2 separate regions of the Homo sapiens genome follow, and region 2 is linked to region 1. Evidence: chromatin contacts called from ENCODE Hi-C or POLR2A ChIA-PET data. All regions are on one chromosome and are shown on one strand. Each heading gives the region's core, a stretch centred on a gene start or an enhancer-like site at or near the end of the contact. The rest is flanking DNA. Distances are from core to core; before and after follow the strand shown. Region 1 overlaps POLQ (DNA polymerase theta). Region 2 holds the start of KPNA1 (karyopherin subunit alpha 1).

Region 1 (7,320 bases), core at 1,415-3,914:
ACGTGCTGGGATTACAGGCGTGAGCCACCACGCCCGGCCAGGTACTGGTTTTTCTTCAGGTGAGTTTTAAGATACTATCTATCTAAAAAATATAAAATCCTGATGAGACTTTGATGGAATTAAAGTTATAGATTAAAAATTAATGAAGTTTTTTGTTGGCATCGCTTCCTCTGGGACATCTTTATCCTTTTGTCACAACCATTTTCCTCATTTATGTAAATTGTGCCTTTACTGTTTCTCAGGTTGCCTATCTACTGTATCTCAAACAGCAGTAGTGTCAGCATTCCCAGGCAGGTAGTTCTTCTGTAATTCCATTTATGTTCAATTTGAATTTCACTTCCAGTGTTATTTTTTACTTCTCTGGTACACTTTGATCTTTATTAGCCAACTTCTACTTTTGATTATCCATTTTTGTATAATGTGGATTTACCACTGGGAGACAAGCAATCAACACAACTACATTTTGCCATCTGCAAGTAAAGTGAATAACAGATGTGAAGTAGCCAATCACAGACAGCCTTTGGAAGAAGTGATGTAACTGGTCCTCATCATGATGCATGTATGAATATCCTGTTACTGCTACCAATTCCACAAACTTACTAGCTCAAAACAATTCAAATAATTGTCTTGCAGTTCTAAAGGACAGAGGTCCAAAATGGTCTTAACTGGGCTAGAGTCAAGGTGTTGGCGGGGCTACATCCCTTCAAAAGGTTCTAGGAGAGAATCCATTTCCTTACCTTTTCCAATTTTTTGAGGGTTCCTGCATTCCTTGGCTCATGGCCCCTTCTTCCAACTTTAAAGCCAGCAGTGTAGCATCTTCAAATCTTTCTCTGTTTCTGTTGTCACATCTTCCCTGACTCTGACCATCTGCTTCCCTCTTATAAAGACCCTGGTGATTACAATGGAACCATTCAGATAATCCAGGATAATCCCCCACCTCAAGATCTCTAACTTAATCACATCAACAAGGTCCCTTTTGCCATGTAATATAATAGTTCACAGATTTTAGGAATTAGGATGTGAACTTTGGGGTGGGGGGCATTATTCTGCATAACACAATGTGCATTTCTTATTTACACAGTGGTTGTGGTTTGAAGAACTATCAGTGAAGTTTGAATTTCATGCAGTTACTCACAGTTAATATCCACTGGTAACTGAAATTTGAATTGTGTTGCAGGGGAGACTCATGTTATTAAGTAAACCATAGTAACTGGGATTTGTGCACATCTGAATCATGCAAAATGGGGATGGCCTGTTTCAGGTCCAGCTGACAGGTCAAACAGAATGAGAAAATGCATGTGACTACACATGCTGGGCCATGGCTGCAGAGAATGAGGCAGAAGGGACTTTTGCTTGCCCTCATGTTTGAAGAACACTCACAGGTAAACAGATTGAGCTTTCTCTTGTGCCAGATCTTTCAAGCCTACCAGAATACTGACAGCACTTCAGCTTCTGAGAAACATAGTACAGGTAAATATGGAAAAAGAAATAATGATATTCTTCCCTCTTACTGCTGCCATCTCTGCCTTTCTCACCCTGCCACCCCAAAAAAACTATGTCTAAGTCTCTTATGCATTAATACCCAACTACTGATAATGCATTACATTTTATAAAGCAACTATCTTTTTTCATTATTCTGATTAATAAACATAAAAGAGCTCTTCTGGTAACTGATTAAGAATATAATCAGTGTTTCCTATGAACAAGCTATGGAGTAACTAAATAAGGGACACTCTTAGACCAACTATAATTTTTAACAAAACAATTGTTGATATAAAGTTTCTCATAAATTCATTTTATTTCAACAGCAAAAAGATTAGCTCCATCCCTCTGATTGGGATCACAAAGTACAATCTTTTCAGCATGGGTTTTCTCACCATGCCACAAACAGAAAGAGGCACTAAGGGACTGATAAGGGGGTATTTTCTGTCTCTGGCAGTATTATATTGACCTGCAATAAAAACATCTGATCTTACAGAACAGGATACCTCTTGAAGAGGTATAGTTTATTTTATAATATGTAAGTATTCCAAATACATTCATTGTATGAATTAGGGAAGGAAAAGCAATAAGAAACATTTCATGAATATTCATTCCTACACTCCAACCATACCAAGTCTTACTACTTTATAGAATTCATAATTTATTAGCCAATACTATTTTAAAATACTATTTCCGTACTGTAAAATTGATATTAGAGGAAAAAAAGTCACACACGATGCCTACCACCACCAGGGTGAAACCAAATCTTTATCTGCCTATGGCTGCTGTCTGGGTCGATTGAGGCAGCAGCTTCATTTTCTTCATGGTTTACCCAGACAGATGTGGAACCAAAGTGCTAAGTGCATATTTCAAGCATCTGTTCTGAATATGTTTAAAGCCACAGTAAGTTACAAAAGGCAAATTCATAGATGCTCTTTGAAAGTGAATGTAACTATTATACTTGGTATTCTACTTCCCCCACGCCCCCAGAAGTTTTTGATGCTATAGACACTGATATATAGTTTGAAACTCTCACTATAAAATTACTAGGCTAAGTCTATCAAGACTTGAAAGTTTGTTTTGCTGAGGTAGGTGAAAGGGTAATCTCTGTTCTTTCCAGGTGACTGCATCTGCACAGGCTTCCCTGGGAGGACTTCATCAACAGCACAGTTACACATCAAAGTCCTTTAGCTCTCCCCAGCTGGCGCCTATTTTCACTTTCACTTTCAATTTCACAGACAGTTTTACAGCACTTTCCATTTCATTCTTGACAATCTGAGCTACCTAAGGAAAAAAAAAATGTAGTTAACAAACTGCCCAGTCAAAGAATGTTTCCCAAACCATCCCCTGAGAAAGTTATAAACCAGACTGGAGCTCTTCACCCAATGGTGCTTAAAATGCTAAATCAGAAAAAATAAAAAATAAAATAAATAAATGAATAAATAAAAAGACATCTCATACTCTTCTTCACTGATGAGCAGGAATTTCTGAAAGTTTTTGCTAGAATGCTTGGAGCTTAGAAACCCTAAGGGAAAGACTCCAAATTTTTGTTTAATTCCTCCAAGACAAAAACATCTTGCATTGGCAATTCTTCACTTATTAAGAACTAGTACAAAACGGAACACTCTTAGCTCCTTTTCTACCTGTAAGGACTCAATATTTATACAGCCATCCCAGGGCTAGGGTAGAGTTCCAAAATCCTCATGCACAGGAAACAAAGCTGTCGGCCTGACAATACAGTGTCTTGTCTTCCTATGGAATGGACACAAGCATTGCAAAAATACCTGAACAACATCTTCTTCTGCCACTTCATATAGGAGTTCATCATGGAGTTGAAGGATGAAGAAGCCTCCTCTGATTGGGCAGAACATCCCTTGCAGTTTTCTCTTTCGTGACAATCCTACTTCATGAAAAAGGAGCAAAACTGATCAGCATGTCGCTAAGTCATAGGAGAATGTTTTTAGAGATTCTGAGTAACTCTGAGGAATTTTAATGAGAAGATTAAAACACACAAGAATAAGAACTATCAGGAAAATAACTACTTGCTGGTCGCTACCTACCCTAAGTATCCGGTATAAACTCACAAACTTCCTCCTAGAAAGAAGGAGTCTCCCAAAGAAGTCAGTAAATGGGGTGTGAGGAACTCTGCTCCAAGCTCTAGTCCAACTTATTTCTCATGAATAACTAACATTTTCTCTATCCATGGAGTCCCCCAACCACCATCTGAGTAATAGCACCAGGGAGGTATGGGGCCTGATTCCTGCCCCAGGAAAGCAAACTAATATTGTTAGGCACTGTTTCTTAAGGGGGACACTCCCTCATGTCTTTTTATGGCCAGAAGTGTCATCGTGATAGAACTGGTGCTTCCCCAATTGAACCGTACACACTCCAAACAAGTAATTGTAAAACCTAGGCTCCCAAAGTGGACTTCAGAGAGTACATAAACCCCTTGCAGTTATATGTAAGAGTCTATGTCTGTACGTTTTTCTGTGGAGATAATCCATACCTTCCAGTAGCCATAACTCCAAAATATATACTAGACTTAGTTACTATTTCCTCATTAGCTGGATCTAGTGGTACAGATTATGCCCTTCTGACCAAAAAGATAAAGCTCAACATGAACACCTTTACTGGAACTGCCTTTACTTGTTTGCTTAAACCTCACAGTAGTCATCTTCCTTTCTGTTGTCCAAATTCCCTACTTATCTTTCAGGTCCAGCATGAGTAACATCTCCCTCAGTATCTGGTGCTTCCCTCAGGGAGAGAGTTCTTCAACTGTCACTATCTGCAGTGCCAGTTTGCTCAGAGGTGGCTCTCACACAGTAAGCAAACAAAATCACCTGAGGCTGCAGCAAGCTGCTTCCACACTAGGACTGCAAAGGCTGTACCTCTGTTCACCTGTTCAGCTGAAATCGGATCTGCCCCATGAAGCCACACTTGGCTCACACCATTGACTGTCTGGATGCTCTAGCTTTTCTGCTTTCTGATGACCATGCCTTTGCCCTCTTGATTTCCCTTGGCTACCTGGCTTCTGACCTAGAATGCCATGATGCTCTTGTTCCCCATATGGTCTGCTTCCTCATGCTCACCTTCCTTTCATCCTACTGACCTAGTGCTACTTTAAGCTGGCATGACATCATGAAGCCATCCTCAGCGACAGAGCCATATCGCCTTCCACTGACTCTTAAAGTCATTACTGTCTGTATCCTCATTTTGACATTTATCACTCTGCTGTGTGGAATTAATACAAATACTTCAGTCAGGTATCATATCTTCCTCTCCTTTCTTAAATAGAACTTAAATTTAAAGATAGATTGATAACTTTTACTTCTAAATCCCCAAAGCACACAGCACAGTATTACTCCCCAAATGAGTTTAATTATATATTCTCTCTCAATTAAATATAAATGTGTATGTGTGTGTATATACACACATAGTCCCACACTGAAAATGAATGAGGGGCCTCAGGTATTTCAAGGGGGACTGATGACAATATTAATAATCCTCACTTAATGAGAAAATAAACTTTTGTTATCTACGTATTTTTGTACGTAAGTGAACACGTTATAACTGGCTGTATTATTCTCTATAACCTGTATGTATGTCTCTTCTAGAAATAGCAAATCTCATCCTCAATAACTAATCATGACCTTTCTGCCCCATCTCTAGCAGCTTTTTCTTCCTCTGTATGCACCAAACCTTAATTTCTTCCCAGGAAAATTTAAAACATGCCTCCTGGCTGGGTGTGATGGCTCACGCTGGTAATCCCAACACTTTGGGAAGCCAAGCTTGGCAGACAGATCACTTGAGGTCAGGAGTTCCAGAAGAGCCTGGACAACATGGTGAAACCCCCTCTCTACTAAAAAAAAAATTTTTTTAAATTAGCCAGGCATGGTGGCACACTCCTGTAATCCCAGCTACTCAGGAAGCTGAGGCAGGAAAATCCCTTGAACCCAGGAGGCAGAGGTTGCAGTGAGCTGAGATCGTGCCACTGCACTCCAGCCTGGGTGACAGAGTGAAACTCTGTCTCAAAAACAAAAAAAGTCTGCTGTCATGGTTTGACAATCTCAGTGACAGTGAAATGGTATTTAAAGCAGAAATATGGAATGTGACAGAAGAAAAAAAGAAAATTTCACTGTACTTGTTAGTACAAGAAATAATTTATCCAAGCAATAAAGGGAAAACTCAGGGAAAATATTCTGAAAGTAAGAACAAGAAAACAATATCAGCAAAGGAACATATGTGATAAAGAGATCAAGAGTATATTCTAAGATCAGAGAACACTGAAGGTCATAAATAGGAATATCAACATATCCTTAAAGTATGGTCTGAAGACCACAGAGGATCCCAAAATCTGCAGTCAAAATTACTTTCATAATAACACTATGAGGCTATTTGCCTTTTTCAGTTTTATTTTCTTGTAAGAGTGCAGCAAAGTGGCCAACTGTCCTGGTATAGAAGTGAAATTCCACATCCTGGGAAACTCATCCGTCTCCCACAAATTGAGACATGCATCATCCCAGACTGTACAGAGTTTCCCAAAGAGGGTTACAGGACATGTGATATTACAACAGATTGAATACAGAAGCAGATACAAACAGCCAGCTGTGTTCTCTTAAGCCAAACATTAAAGAGATTTACACATATGTAAAATAAAGCCACCTATCAAGAATTTTCTTTAGTTCTTAAGAGATGTAGTTATTTTCATAAAAATATGTGACATGTCAAAATATGGTGAGTTTGTAATTACTTTAAATGTTAATGTTTTAAAATTCCCTGTTTTAATTTATAATATGGTAAATATATAGACATAACCCACAAAAACAAGAGCTCTTTGAAATCCTTAATAATTTCTAATAGTATAAAGACATCATGAGACCAAAACATTTGAGAACTGTTGAGAAATAAAATAAAAAATACTTCCCATTTACATTTCTGATACAATTATTCTCATCATGTTACAGCACAGGCCTCATCTATGAACAAACCTGTTTGGTCACTTTGGAGCATACCCTCTCGATGACCATGGGATTTGAAGGTTGAGTGGAAGGTCTCTAATTGCTTCTGAATGTTAACTGTGGCTATTTTGACAATATCAGCTGCTGATCCTTGGACTATTGTGTTGATAGCTTGACGCTCAGCCTAGAAAAAACAATCAACAGGTGCTCCACCAGATATGCCAACATGGTTTCATACTTTCCTTTAGTGTCCACAGTTCAGTGCTCACATTTGCAGCCAGACTGGAAAGCTGGACTGAGATGCAACCCAGAACACCAACTATTAGGCTGCATCCTAAGAATAACACCTATCATGATCCAGGGCTCTAGATTCTGGGGTTTCCACATTAGGGCAGACAAAAATAAGGTCAGATTGCTTCAGCTTAGATATCTTGACTACTCAGTTAGCATCCAAAAACTACTTTGCACTTAGATGTATTTAGCTCATCAGTGTTATAGCTGTTCTAGACATCATTCTAAGAGATCTGCTCCTCAAAATAATCTTAATCCTAAATAAGTAGAATATCATTCTTTGGGAGGGGGGTTGGAATGTCCTAAGCACACCCTCTATACCAATGGCCTCTTGGTCTTTAATATAGAGTGTGAGCCCTGCAGGTATGGAGCCCTCTGATGTGAATCAGAGCTTTTCATGGGCTGCTGAGGCAAATCCTTAGCCGCTAGTGAAAACGCACATCCTAGATCCCTGGGTATTCAGTTACAACTTCCTTGAAATGACTGCTGCCAAGTGCTTCTTGGCAGGGAACCATGCCTACTAAAATTAATCATCTTGGAAGAGTAGAGAAGGGAGTCTGGGTTAATATCCAGGTGTAATCTATATATG
Region 2 (7,320 bases), core at 2,095-4,594, 1.1 Mb after region 1:
CTGGCCCTCAGTTGGCCTCAGGCCATCTCCTGCTTACTGCAGCAAAAGACAGAAATCAGCCCAAATCAGCTAATTTAACTGTTTACCATTTCCAGTGTTTTCTTCCCTATTATGGCTAAATTCATAACACCATGCAAAGTACAAAGATACCTTAAAACAAAACAAGGAGTTATCTTTATCACTAGGTCAGTCATCTTTACTTGCAAGACCAATCAAAGGTCTTAACTGATTTTATACACAGTACTCATACATCTAAAAACAATCTGGTAGACTTAAAAGCACAGACATCATAAATCATTAAAACTCTATTTTATCATTAATTCAACAAACACTGTGCTAAAACACTGAAGATGCAAAGAATAAGATATAATCCTATTCTCAAATGTAAAGGGAAAAGGGAAAAGGTAAAAGGACCATTGAGAGCAACAGAGAATAAAGAAAATAATGCAAGAAACAACTGACAGCAATTCCAGGTTACGTATAAAATAATTCTTAACATAGTTGAGACTAAAGAAAATTATAAAAATTGAACACAGCTCTGAGACTCCTGACAGTCAAAGTATAGAGAAACAGGATGGCTTACAAAACAAAAATAATCTAATAAAACCAATCATTAGTTTAAAAAAAAAAAGCTTAATACTGGGGTCTTAGGAAGAATTTGTCTCTAAGGTCTGTATTTTATAGGAACCAATACATAAATTAGAAATTTCTTCATTAGATATTAATGAAGAAAAGATGTTTTTAATGGCCCCTTTGGTAAGTATCAGCTCTAGATAAGATGTATATTAAATCATAGTTCTGTGAAGAAACTTCTACGAGAACCACTTTATAAAGTAACATAATGCGGCTGGGCGCGGTGGCTCATGCCTGTAATCCTAGAACTTCGGGAGGCCGAGGAGGGCGGATTGCGTGAGCTCAGGAGTTCGAGACCAGCCTGGGCAAGACGGTGAAACCACCCGTCTCTACTAAAATACAAAAAATTAGCCGAGTGTGGCCTCATGCCCCTGTAGTCCCAGCTACTCAGGCAGTCTCAGGCAGGAGAACTGCTTGAACCAGGGAGGCAGAGGCTGCAGTAAGCCGAGATCGCGTCACTGCCCAGCCTGGGCAACAGAGCAAGCATCCAAAAAAATAAATAAATAAAATAAAAAATACCATAATGCAAGTATAGTGATTTCAGGTGATACCTTTCTAATTTAGTTTATTCTAGGTTTTCATAAATGTATGTTTTGTTGCCCTACAGGACTGTAAACTCCTCAAGGCTTATGTTGTCTGCTTCCATTTGAACTGCCTTTACTATTTAGTAGAGTGCTTTACAGTTGCTACTCAACTATAATAACTGACAAAATGTTATGCAGTCAATATTTGTAATATTAGCTTTCCCTGCTACACTATAAATTCCATGAGAACAGGGACAGTGAGTTTTGATCGCGACTATATCCCCCCAAGTCTAGAAGATCACTCTGTAAGTATTCGCTGATTGAACGGATTAAATAAAGAAAACAACGAAAAAGTATGAAAGGAGAGAAATAATTTAAATGGCAGTAACTTTGGGTTCTAAGGTTGTTCTCAACAAGAACTGGAAGACCTTAGGTAAGTTACTTAACATTTGATTGTCAATGCTTTCATCTGTAAAATAGAAAAATTAACAGATACTTCAGATTCAAATGTTTTTAATATATGTAAAGCATTTAACACAATACCTGAAAAAAGAACTCAATAAATGTTAATTCCTTTACTTTCTCTTACGTCTCATCTATCCATAAAACAGTGTCTTCCAAGAATATTTCAGTAAAAATACAACAGAACTCATTCTTACTTTCCTTTGAAAAATTAAATTTTCATCTCTTTGATCTTTAAAAAGGAGGGAAAAATAACTTGTGTACTGCTTTCAAAATATTACAAATGCAAAAGCTAGTTAAGACAAAAACAATGTCGAGAATGAGCCTTGCTGGTGGCATCCGCCTGTAGTTCCAGCTAGTAGGGAGGATGCCTTGAGGCCAGGAGTTCCAGATCAGCCCGGGAAACAAAGCAAGACTCCATCTCTTAAGAAAAAAAAAAACAAAACAGGAGGGGGGAAATCACTTCATCTACTAATAGAGATTTTTAAGCAACCGTTTATTTAAGAAAAAAGGGTGAAATTCAAGTTAATATTACTTGACAGTACGTTTCAGAAAAAAAAATACTCTGCAGAGCTGGGTGTGGTTGCCCAAGACTAGTCCCAGCTACTTGGGAAGCTGAGGCAAGAGGACAGTTTGAGCTCAGGAGTTGGAGTACAGCCTGGGCAATATAGCGAGACCCCATCTCTTTAAAATACAAACAAAAACTCGGCAATCGTTTGTTCTGAGTTGAAACCTTAAAAATCAAATATTTTGAACGCTTTCATTTAAAAGTGGAACACGACCCAATCCTAAAACATTACTTCATGACGACTTCCTTGACTCCAGTCATCCTTGTTTCCTCCTCCCGTTTTGAGCTTAATCCGATACCTCGCTGCTTCCCTCGCATCGCACACGCGGCGTGCAGACCAAGTTCTGTCATTGCTATAATTACCACACCCCCGATCAGCCGCTCCAGGCCCATGTTGTTATGACATCGGTAAACTGCAGCCGGCCGTCTCCACCCCCCGCTTCCCCCACCTCCCTCCGGGCCGCCGGCTCCGACCCGGTCTGTAACTTGTGAATTCCCAAGACGGTCCCTTTTTGCCAGGGTTAGAATTTTTACACGCCACCCCTGCTCCTTCCTGCCTCTGTCACAGCGCTCTGCGCGGCCCACCCCCGCCTCCCGCCCGCCGCCCGGCCGCGGCGCAGGCTCCGCGCTCGCCTCCTCTCCGCCCGCTGCCTCGGCGCCCCGCAGTCCCCGGCGCCGCTTACAGCCCCGCCGCCGCGCCACGCCGCCCCGCCCCGCCTAGCCTCGACCGGCGTTCCCGATGGCGATCACACCAGGGCTCCCCACCCCCACCCTCTCCTCCGCCGGCCTTGTGGCCGTTAGGACAGCCGGGCCCGTGACGCACGGACGCGGCGCGAGCGTCCGGCCCAGGAACCCCGGCTCTAGGCCCTGCCGGCACCCGCCCTCGCCCCAGGGCCTCTCCTGAGTCCCTCCGGGACTGCCCGGATCTGCCGGCGGGAGGGGGAGGGGCCGGGGCCGCAAGGCCCCAGCACTCACCAGGCTCAAGGCAACCGATCCCGGTGCCACCGCTGAAGTTAGCCCCTCGCTCGCCCGCCCGCCGTGCCACTCCCGCGCACAACCTCGAAGAGCTGGCCCGCGCCTCGGCGGTGCTCACCAGGCCTCGCTCTCCGCCGCCTCGCACCGAGCAGCGAGACTCAGCTCAGCCGGCGTTCGCAGTGCGCCTGCGTGCGGGGGCCGGCCCGAGCGCCTACGCGCGCCCCTCCGGCGCTTGTCGCAGAGGCTGCCGGGAGACGTAGTCTTGTAACGCTCTCTCGCCGGACATTCCTAATGGTTAGCGCCCAGCCTGTGAAGAGTCGGGGGTCGGGGAGGGGGTCTCGCTAAGAAGGAGGTTTGCAGACCATGGCAAAGGTTGGAGAAAGTTATATGTACAAACCTGTCTTTGCTAAGCTCTTCCAGGGCGGATCGATGCTCACCTCTGTATAGCTTCTAAGTACCTAATACGCGTTGATGGAATGAATGATGGAATGATTGAAGGCTGAGGGAGTATTACAAAATTAGTAGGTCAGCGCCTCGTGTCTAAAGGGCTCACATGCAGCATGAATGCAGGAAGCTTCTGGACATTCCTTTTTTAGTTATCTCCCATCCCCTTTGCTTGATAACGTATGCGTAGTATCAAAAATAATTAAGGGCCGGGCGCGGTGGCTCACACCTGTAATCCCAGCACCTTGGGAGGCCGAGGTGGGTGGATCACTTGAGGCTAGGAGTTTTGAGACTAGCCTGGGCAACATGGCGAAACCCCGTCTCTACTAAAAACACAAAAATTAGCAGGGGGTGGTGACGGGCGCCTGAAGTCCCAGCTACTCGGGAGGCTGAGGTGGGAGAATCACCTGAGCCCGGGGTTGACGGTGAGACTGCAGTGAGCCGAGATCGCGCCACTACACTCCAGCCTGGGCAACCGGAGTGAGACCCTGCCTCAAAAATAATAATAACAATAATAATAATAATAATAATGAAACTACATGAAACACATACTCGTTTTACTCTCAACTGCTCTCAAACGAAAACTTGGAGCAAATGATTGCTAATGTTAAATTTCATGGAATTCTTTGGGGGAGCAAATGGAGTAGTGGCTTCAAAAGAAGAAAAACTGAAGCCAGCCTAGCAGGGATCACGGAATAGTAGACAGATTTAAAACACATGCCAAGAAGCAAGGTGAAAGAGATGAGGTAGATTAATACATTTATAAATGTCCCAGGGAAGAGGAGAGGAGAGAGGACCACTCTACCTGAATCCTAGGTTATGCAATGTTCATTTGTCCTGGACTTCTCTCTGCTGCATCAGCATTCTCCCGCTGATGTTGTGTTTACTAAGATCAGAGTTGAGTTTGAGCAAGGGGGCTGGGGAAAGGGAAGGTGTGTTCAACAGGAGAGACTTAAGGGCAAGTTTGCCTGACCACAGCTAGACTGAAGACAGATCACCTTATTCCAATAAGGAACTAAGACTGATTATTCAGAGCCGGTCTTCAGTCTTTGGGAAAGCTAATTTATTTCCGGTTCACCCTTATTCCTAGCTAGTCCTTGATGGTCCCATCCAAAAGTCTGGGGTATTTACTAGGGCCTCTTCTCTTTGGTGGGCCTTCTAAGCCCCATGAGACAGCCATAAGCTCTTCTCCCTGTTTCAGCCACTGCTTTCAGAGTCAGCAATCACCTTAGCTTTGGAAAAATGATGGCAAATATCAGGCTAACCTCTGGTGGCTTCCTTTTTCTTCCAGACCTTGCACTCACAAATTCTCACTTCCTTGGTAGCTCTTCAGTACATTAACGTTTTTATATTTTGTTCAGTTGTTCTCTGTAGTGGAAAGGTTGATTGAAAACAACAGTAGGCCATTGCTGGAAGTTGAATTCCTATGTATGTTACTTTTACAAAAATGTTATCATACCATACATGGTGTTTTATAAGCTACTGTCTCTCTGACAATATCATTTTATAGTTTGAGAAATTTGAAAGTATAGAACAGTATTTTTTACTGTCACAAACAATGCTGCTGTGAACATTCTTGTACATCTCTACTGTGTATAGGGAAACTGCTAGATCCTAGGACATTGCATCTTTAACCTTACTATATGTATCAGGCAGAAATCTAAGATGGCCCCCATAATCTCTGGTCCCTGGTGTTGCCTATATAATCTCCACCCCTTGAGTGTAGGTGGGACCTTTGACTTACTTCTAGCCAACAGAATATGGCAAAGGTGATAGAATGTCACTCCCATGATTCCGTTTCATTATATAAGACTGTCTTTCCAGACTGGAGCTAGAGATTCGCTGGCCTTGAAGAAGCAAGCTGTCATGTTGCGAACTGCCTATGGAGAAAACTAAATGGCAGGGAACTGCAGACGGCTTCTAGAACTTGAGCGCAGCCTGCAGCTGACAACCAGTAAGAAGCCAGGGCCCTCAGTCACACAACCACAAGGAAATGAATTCTGCCAACAACCTGAGAGGTGGCCTCCAGATGAGAAGACAGCCTGACTTAAACCTTGATAGCAGTTTTGTGAGACCCTGAGCAAAGAAAACAGATAAACTGTGCGTAGACTCCTGGTCTACAGAAACTGTGAGATAATAAATGTGTCTTAAGATACTATGTTTATGGTAATTTATTATACAATAGAAAACTAATACACTAGACATTGCTGGATTATTTCATAAAGTGATTGTACCAATTTGTACTCTAGAAACGGTATATAAGATACTCTTCACTTGCTAACAGTTAGAAATGTCTGGCTTTTTAAATTTTTGCCAATCTAACATATAAATTACTTGAACATAAAAACATGAAAAATAGATATTTACTTAGAATTATGCATTCTGTTGTATTTCTTTTCTGTTGCATAAATGCAATTAAATAAAATAGCAGGCTGGGAACAGTGGCTCATGCCTGTAATCCCAGCACTTTGGGAGGCTGAGGCAGGAGGATCACTTGAACCCAGGAGTTCCAGACCAGCCTGGGCAACATAGCAAGACCCCCATCTCAACACACAAAAAAATTAGTCGGGCATGGTGAGTCGCACCTGTAATCCCAGCTATTCAGGAGACTGAGGTGGGAGGATCACTTGAGACCAGGAGTCTGAGCACACCACTGCACTTCAGCGTGGGTGGCAGAGCAAGATATTGTCTCAAAAAAAAAAAAAAAAAAGCAACTAGTAGTAATAAATAGAGAGACTAATTAAGCAAATAATATGTATGAGAAAAATGCAACAATTTCATAAGGTTTCTTTCTTTCCTCTGGTATAGCAATTTAGCTCTATTGCATATTTGAATTTTGTAGGCTATATCATCCTATATTCTTGAGATAAATAAGTGTAAGAATTTTTTAAAGAATGTATACAATAGAACTAATGAGATAGATATTACCTATATTAAATAAAAAATAATGACATATTTCTTTCTGTCCCATGATAGCTTGAGATATTTTTATTCTTTCTGTTTCCTTTTCCATTAGTACTTTTCTGAACTACTTGGGATCTTTAGGACGTTTTTCTTTTCTTTTGTGTGATAGTAAAACTGAATACAGTCAAACATAAAACTAATTTTGACTTGCAGCTTTGCTCCTCTGCCTACATTACACTGCTTCTGTTGTCAAAGTAAAAACATAAAGCTAAATATTCTATAAACAAAATTGTTGGAGCACAAAATACTTAGGATTTTATTTACTAGCACAGCACATTTTTAAACTTGTAGGAATTCGTTTCCAGCTCTCCGAAAGGTCCATCCACTTTGTATATTCAGGTAAACCTGCTGTTTGTCTATCAGTCATGTCCTGTGCATCTATAAATTAACCATGTAGGCTTTCCATATGTGAAATGACTATCATTTTTAAACACTCTGAAGCACATTGGATGTCATCCTCAGTTAAACCTCATTTCCCCAGAGAAAATGGTTTATGCACTTCTAACTCTTCAGCAAAACAACAACAAAAAAATTGAGCTTATAAAATTGAAGTTAGATTTCAAGTAAGTTTACAGCTGTAGTAAAGAAATCCAGAAAGTTCTGTTTAATTTGCCTTTTTCTGGATACTTTTTTTAAAAGTTCTGAAACAATCTTATTTCCAGAAAGTTGACCTATTTTTCTTGGTTGGAGTTTTTATTGCAACCTACACATAACATTGAACAACTCAAGTCAGTGAGTTTATCCTTGTAG

The links. Hi-C counts contacts between places; a loop is a spot of excess contacts on that map. ChIA-PET counts read pairs that join two places held with the same protein, here RNA polymerase II (POLR2A). Pooled maps may share reads with other maps.
Region 2: a pooled map shows a loop between it and region 1 (3-fold over the local background). The contact joins the promoter of KPNA1 here to the enhancer-like site in region 1. A Hi-C loop is called at or near these places in 3 of 50 pooled maps. POLR2A ChIA-PET finds 5 or more read pairs at or near these places in 2 of 52 experiments (Panc1 and activated CD4-positive, alpha-beta T cell).

The regions. Positions count from the first base shown.
Region 1 is chr3:121,429,652-121,436,971 of GRCh38, forward strand. It overlaps POLQ (DNA polymerase theta), which reads right to left. Exons shown (of 30, transcript NM_199420.4): 28 at 6,471-6,624; 29 at 3,267-3,382; 30 at 1,780-2,766. The coding sequence ends at 2,653. Among named protein-coding and RNA genes, the nearest start is that of POLQ, 110 kb to the right of the region's middle. RefSeq lists an enhancer at 2,608-2,657. Within about 2 kb of position 2,665, at least 3 of the 41 ENCODE cell types and tissues checked have a DNase peak (open chromatin) inside an H3K27ac peak, as active enhancers do.
Region 2 is chr3:122,511,595-122,518,914 of GRCh38, forward strand. KPNA1 (karyopherin subunit alpha 1) reads right to left here and starts at 3,345. Exons shown (of 14, transcript NM_002264.4): 1 at 3,163-3,345. LOC107984000 (a long non-coding RNA gene) reads left to right here and starts at 3,435. Exons shown (of 2, transcript XR_924403.3): 1 at 3,435-3,534; 2 at 5,431-5,764. RefSeq lists a silencer at 2,623-3,312.